Regions from separate parts of the Mus musculus genome. Here region 1 is linked to region 2. The links are chromatin loops, found by intact Hi-C in ENCODE. Cell type or tissue: gastrocnemius. All regions are shown on one strand. Links, peaks and the distances in the headings refer to the core of each region. The heading gives the core; the rest is flanking DNA.

The links. Hi-C counts contacts between places; a loop is a spot of excess contacts. Peaks named below come from ENCODE experiments on the same cell type or tissue, not always from the same donor. Only the 100,000 strongest peaks of a DNase experiment are listed, where the experiment ranks them.
Region 1: it touches region 2 in a loop (2.1-fold over the local background); 3 of 42 quality-filtered maps call a loop at or near these places.

Annotation. Positions count from the first base shown.
Region 1 is chr13:73,501,887-73,509,886 of GRCm38, forward strand. It overlaps Lpcat1 (lysophosphatidylcholine acyltransferase 1), which reads left to right. Exons shown (of 14, transcript NM_145376.6): 8 at 1,155-1,209; 9 at 3,616-3,698. Among named protein-coding and RNA genes, the nearest start is that of Slc6a3, 31 kb to the right of the region's middle. In gastrocnemius, for the core only: CTCF peaks have their summits at 1,068 and 4,038 (motif pointing left); DNase peaks (open chromatin) are centred at 1,060, 4,028 and 4,286; H3K27ac peaks cover 1,005 bases.
Region 2 is chr13:73,816,958-73,828,125 of GRCm38, forward strand. It overlaps Nkd2 (naked cuticle 2), which reads right to left. Exons shown (of 10, transcript NM_028186.5): 4 at 9,920-9,980; 5 at 8,727-8,854; 6 at 8,109-8,204; 7 at 7,292-7,436; 8 at 6,315-6,399; 9 at 5,733-5,860; 10 at 1,577-4,580. The coding sequence ends at 4,003. Among named protein-coding and RNA genes, the nearest start is that of Gm30303, 25 kb to the right of the region's middle. In gastrocnemius, for the core only: a CTCF peak has its summit at 5,451 (motif pointing left); DNase peaks (open chromatin) are centred at 4,004 and 5,460.

The DNA of each region.
Region 1 (8,000 bases), core at 1-8,000, 320 kb before region 2:
AAGGGGCCATCCAGGGACAAGACAGCCTCAAGGCCTTCAAGGAGGAAGTCAAGTCAGATACAAGTTTGCTCCTAGGCCTTCCAAAGTATTTGGAGCACAGTGCTGGGGCAGTGCCACTCCAGTGATGTCAGACCACCACTTCTGAGGCAGGAAGTCAGGCTGAGAGGAGTACTTGGAACTGGGCTCCAGTGTCTCTTCCTGGGCTCAAGCTGACATAGTAGGGCAGAAACAGATTGGCTCAAAATTAGGGGTTGTCTTAGTCAGGGTTTCTATTCCTGCACAAACATGACCAAGAAGCAGTTGGGGAGGAAAGAGTTTATTCAGCTTACACTTAGCACATTACTGTTCATCTCTAAAGGAAGTCAGGACTGGAACTCAAGCAGGTCAGGAAGTAGGAGCTGGTGCAGAGGCCATGGAGGGATGTTCTTTACTGCCTTGCTTCCCCTGGCTTGCTCAGCCTGCTCTCTTATAGAACCCAAGACTACCAGCCCAGAGATGGCACCACCCATAAGGGGACCTCCCCACTTGATCACTAGTTGAGAAAATGCCTAACAGCTGGATCTCGTAGAGGCATTTCCCCAACTGAAGCTCCTTTCTCTGTGATAACTCCAGCCTGTGTCAAGTTGACACAAAACTAGCCAGTACAGGGGATGACTGACTTCAAGGGGGTGAGAAAAGAATGTGGCCTCAAGGATGGGAACTCCAGGTAGTTCTGTAATTCCATTAAGACAAACAAGTGGTGGCAACAACACTCAATATCTAGGACCCTGGAAGTCAGGCAAATGGGCCATGGCATGACTTAAAGCCTGGATCTCTGTCTGCCTAGATTAGGTAGCTGGGCATCCTGGAGACAAGGCTGTCAAAGCAGAAGGACAAGGGGAGTATATACCTGTCTAGAATAACCAAAGGACCAAAGCAAATATTTAACCAGAAAACCAAAGATCCCTGCCTGGTTAAAATCATATTTGCTCAGGTTTTTTTTTTTTTTTTTTTTTTTTTAACCTTTCAACTTTAGAAGACTCCCATTCCTCCCCGACTCACTGCTCAGCAGCACCTCCTAGAGGCTCTGGGCAGAATCTGGAATCATTCAGCTATAAGAAAAAGGAGCCTTACTTTTTAACCGGGTTGTAAATTTATTCAATGCTGTTTTTAAGGTTGAAAATCCTGTGGCTCACTCTGTGCCAGTTTCAAAACCAAGTGGAAATTGAAGTGAGTGGACATAGTGTTATGAAGTACGGGTAGTGGGTGGGGTGGGGGTGGTATCTGGCTAGGGTCAGTTCTGCCATGGGTTTTGGGACACTGGGTTTCATTGGGGTCTGAAATCCTGCAGCTTTTGAACATTATTAGACTTGGAGCTGTGTGAATACAGTGTCACAATGTTACACTGGGATATGAATGGATACAATGTGCTACACTGGAGTCTGTTACAGCAGGGTTAAACACCCCCACCCCCCATTTGTGTGAATACAGTGTCATACAGTGTTACACTGGGGTCTGTAATGTTACAGTGCTACAACAATGTTAACCCAGAGCTGTGTGGATACAATGTCACATAATGTTGCACTGAGACTCTTATTGACACAATATCATACAGTGTAACGCTGTAATCTGATACTTATTTAAAATGCTATTAAGCAAGAGCTGTGCTGATTGTTACAAAGTATTTAATCTATACAGATACTGTTACATAGCAGTCCTTAAGTATCTTTTCATTTGTCTTGGTCCTAGAAGAACTTTAAAGTCATCTTTCTTTAGTGGCCTTGTGCCCTTTGTATAGCTTAAATACATTTGGATGGGATTTTTTAAAAAAAGATTTGTTTGTTTTTATTTTGTGTTTATTGGTATTTTGCTTGCATGTATGTGCACTATGTATGTGTGTTGCCTATAAAAGTCAGAAGAGGGTGCCATATCCTCTAGAACTGGAGTTACAGGTGGTTGTTAGCTGCCAAATGAATGCTGGAAACAGAACCTCTGAGCCATCTCTTTAGCCCCTCGACAGGATTTTTAAAAATTAACAAGGAAACTAAAGCAATCATTTTTTTTTATTGAGATGAAGAGTATATAAGAGTATATAAAATTGTCTAAGAGTATATAAAATTGATACATATACATCTTTTTGCCAGCAAGACAGTGGTAGCACATGCCTTTAACCTTAGTACTCAGGAGGCAAAGACAGGCAGGTCTCTTGAGTTCCAAGGCCGCCCCAGCTACAAAGAGAAACCCTGTCTTAAAAAAAAAAAAAAAAAAAAAAAAAAAAACCAATAAAAAGAGAAACCTTTTTGCCTTCAGTACTAATACTACTATAGCTAGATTTGAATAACTAAATTCATTCTGTCACTTTACTGCTTAGCTGTAAGTCATGGAGTATAACCCGCCATCCCAGCTCCCAGCTCCTGGCAGGTTCCTAAGTACTGAACTTACCCTCTTGGCTAAATTCAGTACAATCATATGTGTGGCCTATAGAATTTTCTCTAAGTAGAAGGATTGGTGTTTTTGATTTTGGATTTGTTATTTGTTTTTCTTTTAAAAAGAAAATAAAGAATAAAAAGGGAATTCTTCTGATGGGCCTACATCTAACCTCAGAGATGAGTTTATGCACTCCTGTATTGAGTCAAACAGTCTGTTTACTTCCCATAAGTACTGCAGAGCATTACAAAATGGACAGATGAGCTAATGTGACTTCTACTAAGAGCCCAGCCCAGAGCGTGCTGGTCCTTCTGCTGTGGATCTTTCTGTGGCTCTTCTCTCAGCTGTCAGGAGAGAACAGAATCAGGTCTGAGAAGGAACATGGTCTTGTACTGGTTGGGACCCCTGTGGTTTTGAGCAGAACTGTTCCAGACCTGGTCTCATCTTCAGATAAGAGAAACTGAGAATGGCCCTGTAATAATCTTTACATATCCTTCTTCACATTGCCTGGTATATGGTACCGTTAATGAGAAAGACCATTGTAATTTTCGAAATTCCTAAAATGTAACTGTAAACACATTACACACTGTATGCTAGGTTTTCAGGATGTTCCTATATTCTTAATATCTTCATTTAAGAATAGGAATCAGAAATAGTCTTTTGACTTTTCATGCATGGTAAAGTTGGCACTAACATGAGCCACTCGATCATTTTAAGTGCTGTATTTATAGGATGTTTTATCACAGAGATACAGTAGATTTCAGGTGTAGAAACTGTAGTATTACAGAACTGCATTCTCTATAATCCCCAACATAAAACTGTCATGGAAGGATAGAAATATGCATATCATTAGGAGTTGAACATTGTACCCTGGGCCAGTAAGTACTCCTGGTTAGCAGTGCTGAGCTATAAAGTTTGCAGGTGTGTGAGTGAGTGAGTGAGTGTGAGTGTGAGTGTGAGTATATATGTATTGTGTATGTCTGTGTGTACACATACATGCACATGGGTGTTGTGTGCCTGTGGGTCTAGATATGTGTATGTGTAGTGTGGACATTGTAGTTATGAGTATGTAAATATGTATAGTCATGGGTGGACAATTCCAGAGGAAGGGTTCTGCTAGTTTTAATGTCACACAGGTAACCATTATGGTGGCTTTGGTGGGATCAGTGCCATGCCTTAGCAGAGATAACACCGTTCTTCTGTTCTCAGTTTCTGCCTGTGTATTGCCCTTCTGAAGAGGAGAAGAGGAATCCTGCCCTGTATGCCAGCAATGTGAGGCGTGTCATGGCCAAGTGAGTGAGCGGCTGCCAGCGGTGCTGGGGAAGTGGGTTTGTACAAGAGTGAACACGCAGGCTCTGCATGTGCTAGCAGTATCGTGTGCTTGCCCTTGAGTTTGTGTCTCCTGCTTTTATCTGATGATGTTTTGACTTGTTTAACATTTAGAAGATGGTTAATCTTTGCTTCATTTCGCAAGTTTCAAACCCGCCGTAGTAATCTGTGACCCTGGTGTGTTTTGGGGTCATGCACTGACCTGGGAAGATGTCAGTCTCAGGTCACAGCCTCCTTGAGGCTTCACTGTGCTTCTGTCTGGGGATTGTTTGCTGGCACTCTCACGCCCCCTGCTGGGCAGAATTGTAGTATCTGTATGTTTAAGCCCCTAGGGTGTCCTGTGCTGCCATCTGCCTCTGGTGTACAGTTGAGAACATAAGTATTGTTTTCTCTTTCTGGTTCCTGGAGTCTGGACAGTGATGCAAGTACCCTTTTTCTCTGACTTTCTGAGCCCTATCTCTCATTCATATACTTAAAACAAGGTCCCTAATATTCCTCATACACACCAGGCAAAAATCGCAGCCCCAGGGGGCCAGCCTTGTTTCGTCTCCTGAAGAGGCTGTATACAGTGGAGCTTAACTGTAGCCTCTACCAATAGCACCTGCTGGAACCTTTGAGGTTCCTCCACCTGGCAGTGGGGATGGGGGCAGGGAGGGCTGTCCCACTCTCAGTTCCTGACAACAGACCTGGAGAGAGCATTCTAGGAGCGCATCTGACAAGACCCCAGCTCAGATCTGTAATCACTGTTTAGAGCTGGTTCTTGCCTACTTCCTCCTTGTCCCACTTGAATGGTATATGCCCAGAGAAGGAGTGGGTTACTCCAGTCTCCACCCTGAAGTTCATTTAGCCTTCACCACAGACAACTCTGAGCACTTGTTAACTAAGGGACCACTCAGGCCAGGCCAAGGTCCCTGCATCCCTGTCTTCCATTCTGACTTGATCTGCTTTGAGGGTGGAAGAAAGAAATTGGATCTTTTAGAACTCAGCAAGTGATTGCCATTGTATTTATTACCAGATTATAGCACCTGCCTAAGTCAGATTTGGAGGGATTTTAAGGAGTTAGTGCAGAGAACAGAACACAGTGTTCTCTTACAGTACCATCCAATCCACCTTGAACTTGACTGCTGTGTGTCCTGTCCCATGCCCATCCCCGCCCCATGCTTCAGCCCCTTCTGTGGGCTGTCTGCAGCCCACATTCCTAACCGCATGTTATCATGTGCTTTCTGGTTGCTTGCTTATACAGCATTGCTGGGCAGCATCAGACTTACCAGAAGTGCATTTTCTGTTTTTGGTTTTCTTTCTTTCTCTTTTTAAAAGAGAAAGAAAATAAAAGTTGGGTGGGTATGGAGGTTGGGGGATCTGGGAGCGGTTGGGAAGGGGAAAACATGATCAGAATATATTGTATGAAATTATTTTCAATAAAATAATATTTTTGATATTATAATACACTTTTATTACTTCCCCCTCCCTTTCTTCCCTTCAGACTCTCCCATGTGCCCATTCACCCTTTCTCTTGCAAGCTCATAGCCTTTTTGGGGTGGAGGATGTTGTTTTATTCAAGGCAGGGTTTCTTTGTGTCACCTTGGCTATCCTGGAATTCACACTGTAGATCATGCTGGCCTTCAGTTCAGTAATCTGCTGCCCCTGCCTCCTGGCAGCCTCTTTTTCTCTAATCGTGTGTGTGTGTGTGTGTGTGTGTGTGTGTGTGTGTGTGAGTGTGTGAGTGTGTTGCTAAATACATAAATACAGCCTGTCTTTATAATGTTACTTGTATGTATGTATAATGTTACTTGTATGTATGTTTCCAGGGCTGACCATTTGGTGTTGGATAAGTCATCGGTGTGCTCACTCCTGGGAATATTATTTCTCCCACTCTCAGGATTCTTTAGTTGCCAGTGGTTCTTTGTGTAGGCCTCCCGAGCTTTCCCTGCCTATGCTAGCATGTATGTCTGTTGGTGCCATCCTTCTTCAGGTCATGTTTAGGCAGCCATGTTGGTAAGATTTCACTGGTATAGCATCTCTGATATTTCTAGGAGACACAACCTTACAGGAAACTCCCTGTTTCTCTGGCTTTGACAGTCTTTCTGCCCACTATTCCATGACTCTTGAGCAGTAGGTGCAGGAGTATCGGTCGACGCTGGGTTCTACAACTCTTTGTTTTGATCGGTTGTGGTTTTTCTATGGTCGTCTCTGTGGCGAGGGAAAGTTTCCTTGATGAAGGGTGGGAACGACACTTATCTATGGATATGAGGGCAAATATTTAGAACATAATTAGGGATTGTGCTGTAAGTTTAAAGATGTGGCAGTTACAGGCTATCCTTCAAGATCCATGACTTAAGTAGCCCTTGGTAGTTTGCTGGGTTTTTGGTACCAGACATGGTTTCCCTCTTAATGAACAGATGTTAAATCCGATAGAGAGCGTTCGGTTACTGCCAAGGTATGTGTGCCACTATCCTTCTGGTTACAGTGCCCTCAAGTCAGAGTTGTGCTTCTTACCCCTGCTAGCTGAGTAGCACCGATGGTCACTGCCCTCCTTTGGAAGCTTGCAAGTTACTGTATTCTGGTAACATGAAAGTTAATCTTCAGGAAGGAGGCTTTAAGGTCAGATCTAGCATGGAGGCCTCTGGGCCCTGTGTGGAAAATGCCTGGTGTCTTCAGTAGTAGGGATTTTCTTTTCACCTCTGAGGATAACCGAAGGCAGTATCAGTAGCCTGTGATGTTTTGAGTGTCTCTTGGACAACCTTGGCCAATAACTCAAAACAAAGGAAAGCCCATTCTTCTAAGGAGATTCCTAGGGGAGTTTTGTGGGGTTTTCTTCATAATGCATGTAGTGAGTTTTTCTCCATAAATGTGTTTAATATGGGGTGGGATGTATTTTTTTTTTCTTGAAATCTGACATATCCTTTATGACAGTTAAATTCTTAGGATAAGACCTTGTCCTATTGCAGAGGCCCTGTGGGATAATAAAATAGCTCCTCCAGGCCCATTGGTCTAAGGGCCTATGCTGTACTGATTGCATACAGAACATGCACACCTTGCAATTGTTCAGACCACAGACACACATGGTATTCGTGGAATGGGTAGCAGAAACAAGCAGACACAGGTCTGGGCAGCCTGAGTGCTGAGAAAGGGAAGTTTGAGATGGCTGTCAAGCACACATGTTCAGTGCAAATTGTGGACTGTAGCTGTAGGACTGTGGGGCTGAGCATTCTGTATAGCCATCCCTAAGGACTCGGCACTCAGCACTACTTCCCTTGGGGACTCAGCACTGCCACCCTGGGCTTCAGTCAAGGCTTTTGCTGGCCATAACCTACTTCCTCTCTTCCAGAGTTCATGTAAAAGTCTCATCCTGGCTGGCTCTGGGGAACATTCCAGTGGCAGGGGTGTCAGTTCCTGTTTGGGTCTTTTCTGTGGTTCCCTCACCCATTCCCTCTAGGTTTCCATTGACAGACCATGGGAGGGACCAGCTTCCTGGAGAGAACAGTGGCATTTCCTGCTTGTTTGTGTCTACCTCAGTGACATAGTGGCAGAGCTGCCCCTACCCTTGGACGCAGGAGAGTAAGCCTGGGGTCCAGGCCCCATGCTAGGCAAACTCTTCCATTCCAGCTCCTCCCAGGTTCCTTGATACCCATGGGAAAGAAAACACACCATGTTACCACAGCCCTAAGCCTCTGCCGAATGCCAGCCCTCGCCTCTGGTGGGCTCACAGCATGTAATGAACCTGAGGACCAGAGTCCAGAGGGTTTTCCTGCGAATCTGAGTGTTCAGTGTGTGCTTCTGTGATGGTTTTGCAGGCATCCCATTGGATGTCTGGGCAGTGCCAGCGTGTGGGCTCACTGCACGTAGGACACAGCAGAACTCTTGTTCTCAGGAGCCCTGTGCAGGGCACGATCTTAGGAAGTGGCAGCCACTCTCATTTTGCTTCTCTCTGTGTTCATAGAAATTTCTCTTCTTAGTATATAACTTAAAATAATGTTTTATATGGCTAAAATATTAGCACTTAATGTCATCTCGGCAAAAGCCTTGTCTACACATGATTAACTAGCTCCAGGTTCCAGGAGGGAAGGGAAGGACGTACCTACCCATCCTGGTCTCAGACAAGGGTATATGATGCTAATCAGCTGCTTCCCCTCAGGGAAGGCCCTGACATCCTGGTACTAGGGTGTCCAGTAGTCAATGCCTCTGGTGTCCCCTGGGCTTTCTTCTCTTGGTATGAGCATCTCTGTCATAGTGAGTGCCCCTCCCTCCCCTCCCCCCAGACCATC
Region 2 (11,168 bases), core at 1,761-9,760:
GTCAACTCAGTACTGCCATTGTAGGGAATCAACTCAGAATTTTCTAAGGATGGGAGCCCCAGAATCACCACAGTGCAAGTGAGGCTATAATCTAGAAAATGGGGGACAGGTAGGAGGTGTTGAGTCACTGGGATACAGAACTGTGCAGCCATGGGACTGGTGTTGGCACCTCCGCAGTTGTTAAGTAGGTTTATCTCTATGGCCCAGGACATATCCCCACAAACCTTCTCCCTGGCATTCATCATGGTGTCTTCCATACCCAGGCATTCTGCAGCAGAGCAGTGTTTGGTTATAGAAACGGGGCTCTTGACCCGTGGCATCACGCACAAGCCTGGGAGACTTACTCAGAAGCTGCCCCATAGTATGGGAGTCCTCTCAGGTTGGGTCCCAAAAGAAGCAAATCCAAGAAAACCGTTTGTAATTCAAGGAAGGGGGGTAGTTCAGGAAAGACTGCCAAGGAAGCACAGAGCTGCCTTTGGGAGGATGTTCTGATGTAGAAGCTTGACATGCTAATGACTGATGAGTGATGTAGTCACCCTGTCTGTGGTGAGCCTTGAATATAGTGGGCACAGTGTTGGCTATGGGAATGAACTGGGAGAGTAGCTGTCCTTTGGCCCTACTGGGGACCAGAGTTCTCATGCATGCATGGCTTAGAGCACATAGGCCTGGCATTCATGGTAATGATTACAAGTTCAGGCATAGGGGTGTCATTGGGAACAGACAGACACAGAGAACAGCTCAGGCATATATCCAGAGTCCTAACAACAGGTTCTATGGCAAGTATGAAGCTTAGGCAGGCGGTGTAGTCTTTGTAGCCTGTTACACCTTGCAGATGGGACTTTGTGAATATCGTTTGCCTTTGGGGGAAACACCATGCTGCAGTTTCCAGATGTCTGTCAGTAACTGATCCCTTCTGCTTAGGACACTAGGAACAGGAAGGGCAGCACCCCAGAATACCCCTGAGGAGGGGCTTGGCTCACTGACAAATCACATCCATGATGATATCACTGTAGTGAGGAACCCCAGGGCTGGGGATCAGCACACAGGCCACTTCATCAAAGGTCACAAAAACATGCAGCTGTGAACAGGCCCAAGGGAATAGCAGAGTGGACTTGCAGGCGGAAGGTACAAAGAGTATGCTCTGTCACCTAGAGTAGAACAAGGGACAGGCAGCAGGTCCTCTTGAGCTGCCCAGCAAAGGCCTGGGCTGTGTTAGTTCACATGGGGATGGTCCAATGGATGATGTCAAAGACACAGACTCCTTATTGGTTCTAAAGCCAGCTGAGAATGGCAGAGACTGCCTTCTGCTCTCAGAACTGGCCTTGATAGCAGGCAGGAGCAGTCTGCGTGTTTATGAGCCCTGAAGAGACAGGGTTACCCTGAAGGTTTAGAAGAACAAGGACCTTACACTTGTCTGAATTTGCTAGGAGACCTCCTATGTGTGAAAAAAGGACACGACCAACTCGGGGCAGCAGGATTCCAGATCATACTTGAGAAATTAAATAGAAACTGGAGTCAAAAGATTCACCCTGAAAGTGATGGGGTACCTGCTAAGAAAGGGTCATCTTGGCGACACTTCACTCCTGCGACAGTTTATTTGGGAATGTACATAGATCGGGTTGTTGAGTTCTAAGAATACACAGTAGCCACAACCTCCACATACACAGCCAAGGTTGGTTATTTTCCTCACCACAGCCACTGTCGTCTGTTGCCAGGTACTACCAACTGCCACAGAGACACCATCCTGGCACCCAGCACAGGGTGGACTAAGCATCACCACCTCTATCTTTCTTACCTCTGTCTCCATTTTCAACATTGCAGTTTTACTACTAGGTAGTCCTGGAGTTATCCCAAGCCAAGTTCCTGCATCTCAGTAGATCCACTGTTCTCAGACACTAGTGACCACGTCCAGAGTGGCTACGTGCTGGAGAACATGAGCAGTTTGGGGACAGGGGAGGCGGTGTCACTAGATAGTCCAGTCTGGTCTTGGATTGTAGCTCTTGATGTAGCCTCCCACAAGCTCTCACTGCCACACCCAACTAAATGGTCTGGGTGTTTCTCATTTACTTCACAAGTGCTTTCCCATCTCTTTAGGTCTTATCATGGTACGGAGGGAGAACTCTCAGCTGTCTGGGGTGGTGTACCCCCCTCCACTTAACACTCACACAGTGGCAGGTGCTCGGCCCCTGCCATGAGCTTGTCAGGGCTTCCACCTGCCCTGCATTTTTAAAACGTGAAGCCAGGGCTCAGGCTTGGCTGAATCTCCCCACTTCCCATGCTGCTGCAGCTGGACCATGGCCCTAGGTGTCATTGGGGATATCCTGTAGGACATCTCTCAGGGCCTGAAAGGACTTTTTTTTTTTTTTTTTTGAAAAAAGCTTATGTTCATTGGTGTTTTATCTACATGTATGTCTGTGTGAGGGTGTTGGAAGCCCTAGAATTGGAGTTACAGACAGTTGTGAACTGCCATGTGGGGGTGCTGGGAATTGAGCCCAGGACCTCTGGAAGAGCAGCCTCTTAACTGCTGAGCCATCTCTTCAGCCTCCTGAAAGGACCTCTTAGCACAAGCCCAATATAAGAGTGCTGCATACTGAGAGAGAAACTGGGTGGCCATGCTGATTCAATCCCTCTGCTGTGGTGTGGGTGGTGGAACCTCACATACATGCCATCTCTACATCCATGACGTGGGTACTTTAGTCATGTTGTAAGGAAAGGGTGACACACTCTAGTCATTTTCGTTTTGGGGAGCATGTCTAGCTAACAGTGAACAGCCTACAGAGGACTGATGGTCCCCAGGTCAGAGACATCACATTCAGGTCTTCGGGAATTCCTTAGAATAGGCACGGGGTTGAGGGGAAAGGAGATAAACATAAGGTTGTGTCGCTTCTCAACAGTCTGCATAAGCTGGAGCCCACGGAGTCCATCTGGAGCTTGGTGTTTCTTGTTAACATGAGCTGAACTCTGGGTTTAGAGTTCTGGTTTTTCTTAGTCTAGAAATCCCTTATTAAGAAGCATTGCTATGGAGTTGTGTGCGTCAAGCAGTATAAGCCAGGACGGTTCTACAGCATTCACCCTCCACAAGTACCTGTCATCTTCACCTGCAGCTACGGTGTGTCAGTACACTACCCACCGCTCTCAGAAAAGTGTTTTAATACAAGGGTATGTGTGCCTTGTTACAGAATGCACAATTCTTTATTATGCCAAGAAGGCATCATGCCCAACTTTCATAAACTCACAAGAGGTTAAAAAGTTCCTCTTGTTCTGTCCTGCTGGTGGAACCATGAAAATTGTGGCTTCTTGAGGACCCCATACCTTTGCAGCCTTTATGGAGGGACATCTAAGTATCACTTGGCTATGCACAGCCTGAATGAGGACCTCCAGCATTGTACCTGATCCTTCTCATCCCAACCCGTCTGGGTCTTATCCATATCTACCTAGGATGCTGGAAGCTCGACACCAAGCCTCATGCTGCCCACGGAACGTCACTCTGTCCCTCTGCTCAACAGTGCCCCCTCCACATTTGCTGATAATCTGGCCTCTTTGTTTTGCTTTGTTTAACATGGTACACTGAAGAAGAACCACTTTCCAAGCCAGTCCACTGACTTTACAACATAGAAACTTCACAAAAAGCATTGCCTTTTCTATTCAGGTACCCGAAGGTCAAAGAACCATGAGGATACAAAGGATGCCTTCAAATATCCCATGGTCACACTGCAGCAAAAGCAGGAACAGATGCTTTTGTGCCCTCATGTATGGGCTTTCTGGATGACACAGGAGCACGTGTCCCTGGTAACCATCAGCTGCATCAAATGTACTGGTATCCAAATGGCATGGAGAAAGGTAGCTTTGTCCATGAATATCCAAGCCTGGTGCCATCTCCCTGGTGTGCCCCCTTGACATCTGCAGCTGGTGTTGAGCCAGGGGATGCTGTATTCTCTACTGGGCACATGCCAGCCCCTGCTCTGTTCCCAAGGGCATTTGGGCAGAGTGCTTGTTTGGGTGCTAGGATGGGTGGAAGTGGTGGTGGTGGTGATGGTGGTGGTGCTCATGGTGATGGTGGTGTTCATGCCTCTGGACCACAGGCATCACATAGCCCTCAGGCCCCAGCATGGGAGGCAGGTCCCGTACTACTTCATGCTCCACCATGGTAGGCTGGCCATGCCCCTTAAGTGGTGAGTGGCCTTCTCTGGCTTTCTGCCGGTACCGCTTGTGACCATAGGGCTGCGGTGGAGGCTGTGGTGGGGGCTGAGGAAGGTGGTGGCCATCCTGAGCACTCTGGGGCAATGGCACGGCCTGCAGGCAATAGCTGAGAGCTTTCCCTGGCTTGCCACTGCCTGGTGTCCCAAGAGGTTTTCCTGGACCCTTAGGAGACCTGAGGAACTGCTTCTCCTGCCCCTTGATCCGGGGCTGTGCAGCCAGGGCCCGGGTGGCAGGCTCATTAGCTGGTATGACATGCTCAGCCAGGACTTGAGACCTGCGGTGGTGTATAGCGTGGGCATCCGACTCTTGTGATCGGGACCTGCTTGGAATGTGTGTGGCCCTGCCATGATGTTCTTGCCTGGCCTGCTCAGGTGGTGACCCTAGGGACAAGACAAAGGTGGTCCAGAGTAAGGCTTGAGATATGTCATAACTGTACTATGGGTTTGCAATAGAGCTGGCTTTCTGTCTGGGTCACGTCTCAGATGGCCACATGCCCCAAGCTGGGCAGGGAGAAGTAAAAGCTCAGCCCCCCACATATTTTATACTCCATCTGGGTGTCAGACACCTCATTAAAGAGCCTGAATGTCACTCCTTAAAGGGGTTTGGCCACTCTGGGATTTTACTGCTTGGGTCAGCTGGCCTTTTGTCCCTATTGTGGGTCCTATTAAGGAGATTCTCTACTGGGATAGACAGAACCCTTCTAGGATATGAGGAGGGGGTGACAGAAAGTTATGTCACTCTAGGGGGCACTCCACTGAGATGAGATCAAGCCCACTTCCAGGATAGTCTGGTTGCAGCTTCATGAAATGCTTAAACCCTTAAGGTCAGCCCTATGCAGTGGCCTTAGTACATGGGGCCAATTGAGGTCACACTTCCCACTAAACCCTTTAGAGTCCCTCTCCAGATGCCACCCCTCCTTCCACCCAGCGTCAGAGGATCAAAGCTCTAGTACAAAGCACATGGAGCCAGCCATTCCCAAGTGTGGGTCAACTTCAGCCAGGGACTTCTAGCTGATCAGAGATATTATCACAATGGACAGATTGCCTGCATGGACTCTCAGGGATGCCTAGTGTGGATGGGGGGATAGTAGAGGACTTGGCCTCCAGCTTTCAGAGTGCCAGCCAGGCTGTAGTTCATGAGTCTCTAAAGGTTACAAGAGGCACAAAACCAGAAAGGAACCTCGTGTCTACAATGCTGGCTGTCCACTTGTCCTCAAGCTGGTAATTCTGCCCTAACTGCCAGCTCCCCCTGCTGGAAGGCTCATGAACATACATCTAGTAGTTTTATATCTTCCCTAAGCCAGAGTATGTCTCATACATACACCTGGATGTTGAACCACCTTGCTTTCCAGGCCCCTTGCCAATGACAGAAGGGTAAGCTGTGAGTTCACATCTAGGCAGAGGATAATGGGGCACCCAAGTGGGGTGGGGACACCTGGAACCCAACATCCAGAGCCCCTTGCCTACTTGCACCTTCAGGGAGACATCTATACCCAGAGGGTAGATACAGGGTGGGAGTCCTCCAGTACCTACCAGGACCAAACTTAGATGTGTAGTTCTCGATGCCAGCAAGGTCTAGGTAGTGGTTTCTGCGCTCTGTGTTCTCATCCACACAGTAGGGCACTCGCACAGAGCAGGGCTGGGGATCAGCATTGGGCTTCCTGTATGGAGCAGAGGATAGGCCTGACAATTTGCTCAAGGCCAGACTTTAAGTCATATAACAGGGCTGCTTGCAGAAGTGGATGGTGTTCGAGGATGTCTAAGGAGGGACGTTGACTAGTATCCAGTACCCAGAGAAGGCGGAAGTGACACAGTTGGACAATGTTGTATGTTGTCCAGAGAATTAAGGTCCACAACCCATGATGGCAGCCTATCAGCACCCAGGATACTACCACATGTCTCACAGGGCTTGAGTGACCCTAAATTTAGGGTGTTCTCTGTTTACCTACCTGGGACCACAATGCCCCCTGCTCCCTTCTGTTGGATAGACATGGTGCTCAGCCCCACAAGGTACCCTCACTCTTCATAGCACACAGTGTCTACCTGTCTCAGCACCCCGCCTGACAGGACACTGGGGAGGCTAGCAGGAAGCCAACCACTGAACTCACATCTCACCTGCTGTAGGCGGATAGCCTTCTGTCAGCCACTCGGGGCTCATCTGTGAGCTCAATCTCTGTTCTGCCACGAGTGGGCTCCCGGTCTGAAAGAAAGGCATCCCATTCATTCATTCATTCATTCATTTCATTCATCCTTTGCAGTTCAGTTATTCACTCACCCCTGACCCACCTGCTTATCCACGCATGCATTTCTTCTGCCTATTCATGTTACAAATCTGAACATCCATCCACACTCATCACAGGCATGCTATAACCAGTGCTGTCCTTGAACTCCACCCCCCATGTTAAGGCAGAGGGTTTATTCCACATCATACATCATTATACAAGACATTGCCTCTTATACACGGACAGGGGTGCAGGGATTTGATAGTTTAGGCTGTCTTAGAAGCACAGTATGTGTGGAGTTAATGGTTTAAAATAAATTAATGGTTAGATACAAAGAAAAATGACTGGATTTGCAGAGCACATGTAACAGAGGCGAAGGCCAAATTTTATCAGTGCATGGGATAAAGTGCTGGGGGGAGACGCTCCATGCTGATTATGAACAGTTAAAAAACAAGTTAAGGCTGGCCTTGAACTTTTAACCCTGTTGCTTCCCTAGCGCTTAGATTCCAGGCCTATGCCACCATGCCCTTTGTTAATGAATTACTTTCCTTGCTCGTTCTATCCATTCATTAAGCAAACAGTTTCGTCTTCTGCCAGGTGCCAGGTTCTGCTTGGGACATTGTGGAAGCAAGAAGTTTTTGACTGGAAGTAGTTAGGGAACCTGAACAACACTGATACCCAGGGCCAGTGGTGGGGAGATAACGGTGGGGAAGGGCAAGTGTAAAAAGCATTAAGTTAGGTGGCTGAGGGTGTGGCCTGCCCCCGCAGGCCTGTCTTAGGGGTGGTGCTGTCCCTGCAGGCCTGGTTTAGGGAGATGCTCATGGAGATGATATTGTTTGTACAGGAAGGCTCCTGGCATAGACCCCTCACCTTGGCCAGTGAGAGGACATTCCTTCTTGCTGGAGGGTTCAGGGCTGACAGTTAGCTTCACTCGAAGGGTCTTGCTGCTGCCGGAGGAGTGATTGACAGAGGCATCGACAACCTCGTAGATGGTGTGCATCAGGCTGGACATGTCCTGGGGCCAACATGACAGACTTCAAGGGACAGTTTTCCTTTCCTTACCAAGCATGTATTCACCCCCTGTCCACAGCAGGCACCTTGGGTCCATTTACTCCCCATCAGACACTGACTTATACCCAGATTAGACCCAGGATGTTGTACATGGCTTAAAGGTAGCCCTGCTGTCTGTCCTTGAGGCCAGGGTTAGCCTAACCTTTGATTTTTATATTCTAGAACATTAGACGAGCAAGCAGATAAGCTTTCTCTCTAGATACACTTTTTTTCAGCACCATTGTCATGGCCAATGAAGATGCTTCCTCTGCCTCTTTTAGACACAGTTCAATGGAGCAAGGACACTCCACAGGCCCAGGCTGCCTGGCCTAGGGATGTCAGAGCTATAGAAAAAGACCGTGCTGGAATTGGTGATAAGACTTGTGCAGACTGCCAGAGTAAGGAGACGCTGATACTAGCTAGGTCAGGATGTTAAAATGGGCTCTGCCTCCCCTTCTGTCTTAGGAAAGTTCTAGTCTCTTCTTTCTCCCCAGTCAGGGCTCACTCTGTCTCTCTATCTAAGGATTCAGACATTATCTATCCATCTGTCTACTGAACCAGATTGGTTCCAGATCTCAAGAGGTCTTACCCCCGACTCCTCATCCTATGGGTGGACTGACAGAGGTGGGCGTATTACCTCTCTGGTGACTTTCCCACTGTTGTCAAAGTCATACAATGTGAATGTCCATTCTTGGCGGTTGTCTTCTTCCACTGAGACGTCACACTGCAGTGCCTGTAGGCAGCATGCAGGGGTAGGAGGCAAGGAAGAATCAACTGGCGCCTGAGACCCGAGTGCCCCAACTGAGGCTCTTCCTGGTTGTCAGCCAGGAAGAGGTAGCTCAGGAGAAGTTGGCTTGCATCCCTCAACCCTGCTTCTTGCCCACCCCCGCCCCCTAGTGAGGAGCCGATTCCATGCTTCATGACTCAGTTTCCCCCCTGTGGCATCTGTCTCTGCTCATGCAAATACTCAGGGTCACTTCGAGTTGGAGGAATTAGGACTGTGTGTTCCTGCTGCTCCCCTCTGTCGTTCCCTGACCAGTAGTGCTAGATACCTATTACATCTGCCTAGCAACGTCAAGGTCACAGCAATACCAGGCAAACCCCCAGAGCATCACATTTTAGTCCTGTGGTAAGGCCTCAGAGAGGCTAAGGAAACCACAGAGCTGGGATGACCATGGTTCCCATTTAGGGCCACCACTAATCATGCTGGGGCCCAGGGAGACACTTACGCAGATGTACACAGGAGAGGACTTACGTCAATGTTCAAGTGCTTCTTGCTAAGTCTCAGTGGACCCTCACGGCTTGCTGCCTTCTCCCCATCATCTGTGCTGAAGAGCTGGCCCTGGCCCTCATGGCCCTCAGACTTCTCAGGGGGCAGCACAACTGAAAGGGCAAGAGGAGGTGAGACAAGGGCCTGTCCCATGTGGGTAGCGTGACTATCTTGCTCTATTCTGTTCTACATGAGCTCTGAGCTAGAGCCTGCTCCTGTAGAATAGGAAAGTAGTGAGAAGAGAGAGGCCTCACTTGGGTTAGTTCAACTATGTATACCCTGGCTGTACTTTGCAGTCTGTAGTGACTTTCAGTGAGCAATCTGTCTCCTCTAGGCTGACATTGTACAGATGAGGTGGGAGAAGGACCTTCAAGATCAAAACAGAGTAGTCACCACTCCTGAGTCCTCCAGGAGAGTGAGTCCCTGTATCCCCAGGTTTTCTCCTCATTTTCTAATGCCTTCATCCAAAACCCACTGGCAAGGCCACATGTGGGCTAGCTGTTGGCCAAGCAGTCTTGTCTCCCCTGACTTCCAGTGTGAATGGATAAGAAGCCCTGTTTCTGGGGCTCACATATTCTCAGGGTCTCAAGCTGTGTCTTGACAGGGGCCCAGGTTGTTGGTCAGGTGTCTGTCCAGGTATGAGCTGAGAGGATGCCCAGTACCTGAGTTGCAGTAGGCAGTGCTAGGAGTCCCTCTGGGCTTCAGCAGATGTCTGAAGGGGGATCTATAGGCTAGTGCACCTACTAACTAGAAGCCGGTAAGAACTCATCACTTCTCTGTGTGGGGCTAACTCCACCAAAGATACACACATATGATAGTGACTCAAGCAGGGTTCAAGTCACAGATTTAGGACCACTCCACCACTCCACAACTGGTGCAGCAAGTGGCCATGACATTAGCTCAAAATTCAAGAGCACCAGTCCATGCAACCCAACCTCCCCACTCAGTCCCAGAACTACATACACAAACCACTGTACAGGGACCCTGTGGCTCAATATTTTGCTTCTCCTGTGGACATATCCGAGCTGCCTGCTTGGTAAGGAATCTCAGGTAACAGGTCTCTGCTTACTAAAGAACTAGCTTCTCTTGCGACTAGGAAGCAACTGATCTCAGTTGTATGCCAGTGTTGAGGGTTTTGTGGTGTGAGTCCTAGGCTCGGGGTAAAGAGCTAGACTTACCTTCTAGGGAACCCTTGTCGTCCCAGAAAGGCCCCTCCTTAGGGTCTCCATTGAGCAGCTCCTGGAAAACAACATGGCAACATAGGATTACGAACTCTAGACTGAGAAGAGCAGAGGAGGACAACAAATAAGCCTGAGCCTGAGACCTCAATAGAAACCAGCATCAGGCCTCTAAGAGGCCTTCTCGGCGTGATCTGTGGGCCCACCTAGACCACCAGCTCCTTCCAGCTTCACACAGCAGAATGTACAAATGTTGTGTGCTAGAGTCATTTCTAGGACTTGGCCTCATTGCCTGGAAGCAAAACCCACTTTCAAGCGAGACTTAGGATCTCCCAGGGCTCAGTCCCAACACTGCCAACCCACATGTATAGAAGCCTCTAATCCAAGAACCCTTATGTGTTGTCACTCTGTTCCTGGCCTAGCTTGCAAAGCTTTCCACCAAAACTGACCCCCCCCCATGGTACCCAGGGTGGCATTCACTGGAGCAGCAAAGGGGCCACGGCCTCCTTCAGGGCTGGGCTGAGGAGCAGGGATGACTGCCAAGAAACATCCTTAGCCCACAGCTGATCCCAAGACAAGTTATGGGAAAACGGGAAGGACTTCAAACACATCCAGGCAACATTTCAGCCAAGAGACTCTGCAGAACAAAAGCTCACATGGTTCTCGTGAATAACCCGCAGAAGCAAAGGCTACAAGAAAGGAAATATAAAACGTGCCACGGAAGCCATCTGCAATCAAAGGGCCCTTCGGGACAGGAGAGCTCGCAGCCCCCAGCCCAGCACTCAGGGCCCCGGGGAGCATTTCCCACCAGTTGTTTCCTGGCATTTCTGTTTGACTCCAGGTGGCTTCAAAGTTTCAAACCCTCAAGGAGATGGGAAGTTGAGCTAAGATTCATTCGTCTGGCAACGTCCCTGGGGATTACATGGGCCAGATGAGCCCTTGGGTTGGTAGCTGGGGACAGGAGGAAGATAAGACTCCTCAATTTTATATCTCATCCGGAAAAAGTATCCCAGGTACACTTTGACACATTCTCACTTGTCAGGGACTACAGGGTGGTCACTAGCCCCTACCCCATTCCTCCCTGTGGATCACATGGGATGGTGTCTGGCAGACATAGGTCTCATTCAAACCCAGAGCATGGAATGACAGAGCATATTTAAAAACCTGATGCCTTTGGGATAAGGTAGGGGGAACATTCTGTCTCTCGCAGCAAATAAGAAAATAACCATGAAGCCCCCACGCCTGAATG